2 separate regions of the Homo sapiens genome follow, and region 1 is linked to region 2. A link is a loop called in an ENCODE intact Hi-C map of the cell type or tissue named here. Cell type or tissue: IMR-90. All regions are shown on one strand. Each heading gives the region's core, and the rest is flanking DNA. Links, peaks and the distances in the headings are about the cores only.

The links. Hi-C counts contacts between places; a loop is a spot of excess contacts. Peaks named below come from ENCODE experiments on the same cell type or tissue, not always from the same donor. Only the 100,000 strongest peaks of a DNase experiment are listed, where the experiment ranks them.
Region 1: a loop joins it to region 2, with 8 times the contacts of the local background. A loop is called at or near these places in 1 of 110 quality-filtered maps.

Annotation. Positions count from the first base shown.
Region 1 is chr7:3,760,682-3,763,603 of GRCh38, forward strand. All of the region lies in intron 4 of SDK1 (sidekick cell adhesion molecule 1), which reads left to right. Among named protein-coding and RNA genes, the nearest start is that of SDK1-AS1, 410 kb to the left of the region's middle. In IMR-90, for the core only: no CTCF peak of the experiment used is centred there; DNase peaks (open chromatin) are centred at 1,070 and 1,360; H3K27ac peaks cover 778 bases; H3K27me3 peaks cover 143 bases.
Region 2 is chr7:3,438,067-3,440,988 of GRCh38, forward strand. The region is part of intron 1 of SDK1 (sidekick cell adhesion molecule 1); the gene reads left to right. It overlaps LOC124901577 (a long non-coding RNA gene), which reads left to right. Exons shown (of 2, transcript XR_007060196.1): 2 at 2,003-2,922. Among named protein-coding and RNA genes, the nearest start is that of SDK1-AS1, 87 kb to the left of the region's middle. In IMR-90, for the core only: no CTCF peak of the experiment used is centred there; a DNase peak (open chromatin) is centred at 1,395; H3K27ac peaks cover 697 bases.

The DNA.
Region 1 (2,922 bases), core at 309-2,808, 320 kb after region 2:
GGATGTGGTGTTTGGGATTGTGTCTTTTGGGATGATAACCGGCTCCTGGCAACCACTGATCTGTTTCTGACTTTTCCGTTTTTGCCTTTCTCAGTAGGCAATATCATTAGGATCATACGGCACGTAGCCATCTGGGTGTTTAACTTAGCAGAAAGCATTTAAGATCTATTTATGCTGTTGTGTGAATCAACAGTTCATTCCTTTTAACGCTGAGTAGTGAAGTATTTCATTGTCTGGAATGTATCACAATTTGTTGAACTCTTCATCTGTTGAAGAATGTTTTGGTTGTTGGGATGGTTATGAATTAAGCTGCTATGAGCATTTGCCTACATGTAATTTTTTGGGAACTTACATTTTCAATTCACTTGAGTTAGATACGTAGGAGTGGGTCAGATAAGTATGTGTGTAATTTTTATGTAAAGATTTGTAAATATTTTGTGAATCTGTAACAGAATGAGTAGCACTTTTTCCAGGTGAGCGTGTGGATTGCCAAGTTGCATAGAGCTTTTTAAGTTGACTGATTTTTTTCTAATTTCATTGAAAAATCCAGTAGTTTTTTTTTTATCAAGCCCCCCCTCCTTTTTTTTTTTTTTTTTTTTGCTCTTGCTGATGATCTATTTAGTTATTAGGTGGCAACTCATGTCAACAAGTGAATTCACATGCCATTTCATCTTTTCTTGCCTTAACACGGTGAAACCCCATCTCTACTAAAAATACAAAAACTTAGCCAGGCGTGGTGGTGGGCACCTGTAGTCCCAGTTACTCGGAAGGCTGAGGCAGGAGAATGGCCTGAACCCGGGAGGCGGAGCTTGCAGTGAGCCGAGATCATGCCACTGCACTCCAGCCTGGGCGACAGAGTGAGACTCCATCTCAAAAAAAAAAAAAATAATAATAATAGGCCTAATCATTGTACAAGGATGAAGGTAGGGAAAAAAAGAAATAGGAAGAAGCAAAGGCAGAAAACATCTAGGATGCTGGAGCGCAGAGAACACAGGAATGACTCAGGAGTTTTGATACAAGTTTGATTAGAGAAAATATGCAAGTACTGCAGTGACTAAGTAGCAGATTATAGTTATGAAATCATGCAGGACAGGAACGCTGAGGTTAAATACAAACTGACAACAAAAATCATAAGAATAATATGTAAAAGCAAGTATGAAGCCTTTGTATTTGCTTGCGACTTGCAGTTTGAATAGCAAAATGATCTTTCACATCAGGCTCAGTGTGTTAAATCCAGCCTTAGGCAAGAATAAGCAAATATTGTTTCCATATGACAAGCCTTTAGCTGCTAGTGAAATGCTTTCTTTGTAGTGAACTGTAGGCACAAACTATCAGCAGATGACTGTGTATCTGAGCATATCTTTAACCACAGTTAGCTACAAATTATTTATAGAGGTTAAATAAATGTTTACACTGAATGATTCAGGAATGAGCACATAACAGCGGTTTGGGGGATTATATTTCTGCTATTGAAATCTAAATACTCCTACAACAATCCTTTCAGCTTAGATCCGTGGTTTCTAGTTGAGGAAGCAGTACCTCCTATGGGACATTCTGGGTCTCCTATGGGACGTACTGGGTGTTCTGTGGGCATTTTTGGTGGTCCTGATGATGGCATTTGTGGAGAGGACAGAAAACAGACTGCACCTGCTGCAGCGCTTGGATAGTCCTGCAGGATGAAGGGCGGCTCTGCGCCCTCATAGATCTCCTGCACGACCCTCTAGATGTTTACGTAGGTAAAAGCAAAAAACAACAACAAAAAACTAGTACTTCATTTTTCTTAAACATGCATGGTATTTTTGTGGTATTTTTAACTTTCACCGATACTTGCTGCAAATGCAATTACTGAGTAAATTGAGGGAAAATTGTGCTTTGGTTGGTTGGGTACTTTTAGCGATAGCCATTCTCCATTTCAGCAATGCCCTTGTGGTGTTTGAGCGGCCAGTGCAACACCTGTGAATCAGTCTTCATTTGTAGCTGTGGCATGCAAATATTTAACAGAGGGGATGTAACATTCACTGTAATAGACTTAAAACCAAATATGTTTTAATTAGATGAAGACCATGAAGTGTGAAGAGACCACTGACTTTTACTAATAGTTTTTAAAAAATCACTGTCATTTATGTAGTTTTTGTTTCCGTAGTATGACAGTATGAATATGTTATAAAATCACACATTTAAATGATTGATTTTTGAGGTTGCCTACAGGTTTTTAGTCTTATGCTGATGTGTGCACAAGTCTACAACATAACTGTGTTCTAGCCTCCTGGTTCTTTCCCTCTTAAGCATCAGAGACTGGATCTTTTGCTTGGCACGTGATAGGAATTCAAGATAGGAGAGTAATTTTCTGGGATCCTTTTTCAGTACCCTATCCTGTGTCAACATAGGACATTATTTTGACACTTCACTTAAAAATAAGCCTCCTTATTCCTGAGAAAGCCATAAATTTCTTTTTCTTTAATAATGAGTAATTTGTCTTGGATAAACTGTCTTTAATAAATTTTTTTGTCTTGTCATTTACAAATAAGCATAGTCTTATTTTTTCTAATCTTAGTACTTTTGATTGTTTAATATTTCAGTTTTTAAAATCAAGGCATAACTTACATGTAGCAAAATACAGAAGTCTTAAGCATACAACTCGATCATTTTTTTCAACATTTTATTATAAACATTTTCATACGTACAGAAAAGCCAAAAGAATTGTAAAGTGAACATCCATATACTCACCACCTAGATTCTGCAACGAACATTTTGCTATATTTACTTCATCGCATCTATACATCTTCATGTCCCTCCATTCTTCCACCAGTCCATCTTATTTGATACATTTCAAAGCTGCAGGCATCAGTACACGTTGCCCCTAAACACTTCACCATGCATATCATTAGAGTTTCATGTGTTTACTTGTTAAGCTAAAATTTG
Region 2 (2,922 bases), core at 209-2,708:
GTTATTTACAGCTAACCCGCACCCCAGATCTCTTGACCTAGCCCCCTGCATCCTGCCTTTGCCCCAGAGTGCTTTTAATGTTCTGCATTGCATGGTCTTTTTGTTCATTTTATTTTATGTATCATAGTTAATACTAAACTGAACGTTTGCTGCTAAGACCTATATTATTTTATATTCCCAATGAATATGACTTCTGCATAAAAACATTTAACTAGGGTAATCATTTTATAGTATGTGCCTGTTGTCTCTGCTATATCTATCACCTTCATGTGAAGACAGAGAAAATAGAATATGCTGTGTATTCGAAATAATTTCTTCTTTACAATGATGTATTCTAGATTCTAACATTTACATATGAGAGAAGCTTCATAAATGTTACGTTTTCTGTGGCCGCTATTTCTGTCTTATCTGTGCTGTCTACACAGTGAGGACAGCTGCAGAGACACTGCCAGTCTCATGAAGTGTCCATTGTGAAGGCCCATGTGTCAGTGCTGCTGATGGCATGCAGGAGTTGGTCAGTAGGATGGTTAAGAACATGGGCTCTGGAGTGGACGGTGTCTGGCTTCAATCTGGGGCTGTCACTTAGTTGGTGTGGGACCTCTCATCTCTATTGCCAACCCAAGTTTTTGATTCTTTCTTTCCTCAGTAAACTCTTAATCTTTCTGTCCTTGGAATCTTCTCCTTTCACTTCAAACAACTCATCTGTCTTTATCCTGAAAAGTTTATACTTTACTAAGTTCCATCATTGGCAGCAACCCTGTTTTCTTCCCCTTTGTATTAATATTTTTTTTTTTTTTTTTTTTGAGATGGAGTTTCACTCTTGTTGCCCAGGCTGGAGTGCAGTGGTGCGATCTTGGCTCACTGCAACCTCTGCCTCCTGGGTTGAAGTGATTCTCCTGCCTCAGCCTCCCGAGTAGTTGGGATTACTGTTGCCTGCTACCACGCCCAGCTCACTTTTGTATTTTTAGTAGAGATGGGGTTTTACCACGTTGGCCAGGCTGGTCTCAAACTCCTGACCTCTCGTGATCAGCCTGCCTCAGCCTCCCAAAGTGCTGGGATTACAGGTGTGAATCACCATGCCCGGCCCCCCTTTCTATTAATTATCCAACATCTCAAATGTGCAGTTCATCACATTTTTGGGGTGGTGGTTAGACACAATATAGTTAACCTATTTAGATAAATAAACTCTTTTATTTCCCCTGAGTGAACATTTCATCTAAAACGTGTGTCGCTTTCTTGCTTAAAAACCAATAAAGCTAATGTTTCTCAAGTCATCATATATGAGTAGCATGCAAGCTCCGGATGCAGCTGTTCCTCTAGAGACTACTGTTGCGCTCCTTACAAGCCTCTAGAGCACTAGTGAAGAGTAATGTTAGATTGTTTCGGGTTTGGTCAACCTTTCCTAAGACTCAGTGGACAGCAATCAGTTAATGTGCCAAGAAGCATAAGCTAAATCCAGATTGCAACATACTACTCATTCTGAATCTGTAAGGGAATGCCTCTGTGAGTCACTGTTGTGGGAATGTCCTGGGATGGCATAGTTAATACTTTCTAATGGGATTTAAAAAGTCAGTACATTTCTCTTTTTGAATTTGTTTCTTAATGATCTGATGCACTTTTGGATAAGATACAGCTTGCTTTATAGAACAGAAAAAACATTGTCATTTATACATGATTTAGCTTTATGATCATGATTTAAAGCCACCAGCTTTGTGGGAGGAAGATAGTGAGAATGGCCATGACAGCTTTAACTACACCCTTGAAGACCTCCTTGCTTACTAGAGGGCACTGTGCTGTCCTCAGATGCCCTGAGGCAGGTCAGATTGGGATAATAATTACATTAACTCCCAAACTACCCTGTGCTGGACTTTTTTTTTAAGTTATAGCTCTATGGAGATATAATTGAAATATAGTAAATGGGAAATATTTAAGATATATAATTTGATATGCTTTGACATATTCACAGTAGTCCCCTCTCACCTGCATATTCATTTTTTTGTAGTTTCAGTCACCTGTGGTCCGAAAACATTAAATGGAAATCCGGAAGTAAATAATTCATCAGTTTTAAATTGTGCACCGTCCTGAGTAGTGTGATGGAATCTCGCACCATCCCTTGTGCCCTGTAAAATGAAGGTGTATTCCAGAGAACAAAGGAAGGATGGAGCTTTTATAGAGCATCTTTCTGCCCAGGTTTGCATTCAGGTATATTTTTTCAAATGAAGGAGTCCACCTTGCTTAGTTCAGGTTGCTCAGTGCAAGTGATTTCTGATTGGTTGGTGCAGGCTATACAGTCTGTTGGTTCAGGTGGCCTGAACAGGAATGGTAAGCTGCGAAGGTTCGGAGTTAAACAGATGTGTAGGTTTTCTGGAAACTTGGGGTACATGTGTGACCATTAGACTCAGTTAGCCCCTCAGGATTCATCTTGAGGGATTTGCTCTTTGAGGTTCACAGTGATCAGATCAACTGTTGCAGTATCTCAGTGCTTGTGTTCAAGTAACCCTTATTTTAATTAATAATGACCACAAAGTATAGGAGTAGTGTTGTTGGCAATTAGGATGTGCCAGAGAGAAGATAGAAAGTGCTTCCTTTAAATGAAAAGGTGAACGTTCTTGACTTAAGAAGGAAAGAGAAAAATATGCTGAGGTTGCTAAGATTAAGAACAAATCTATCCATGAAATTGTGAAACAGGACAAGTAAATTTATGCTGGTCTTGCTGTTGCACCTCAAACTGCAAAAGTTATGGCCACAATGTGTATTAAGTGCTTAGTTAAGGTGGAAAGGTAAATTTGTGAGTGGAAGATACGAACCAAAAAGATGTTCCAATTGACAGCAATGTGTTGTGCCAGAATCATTCAGCCTATATGACGACTTGAGCAAGGGATCCCTTGAAATGAGTTACACCAAGTGAGGGATAGTTACACA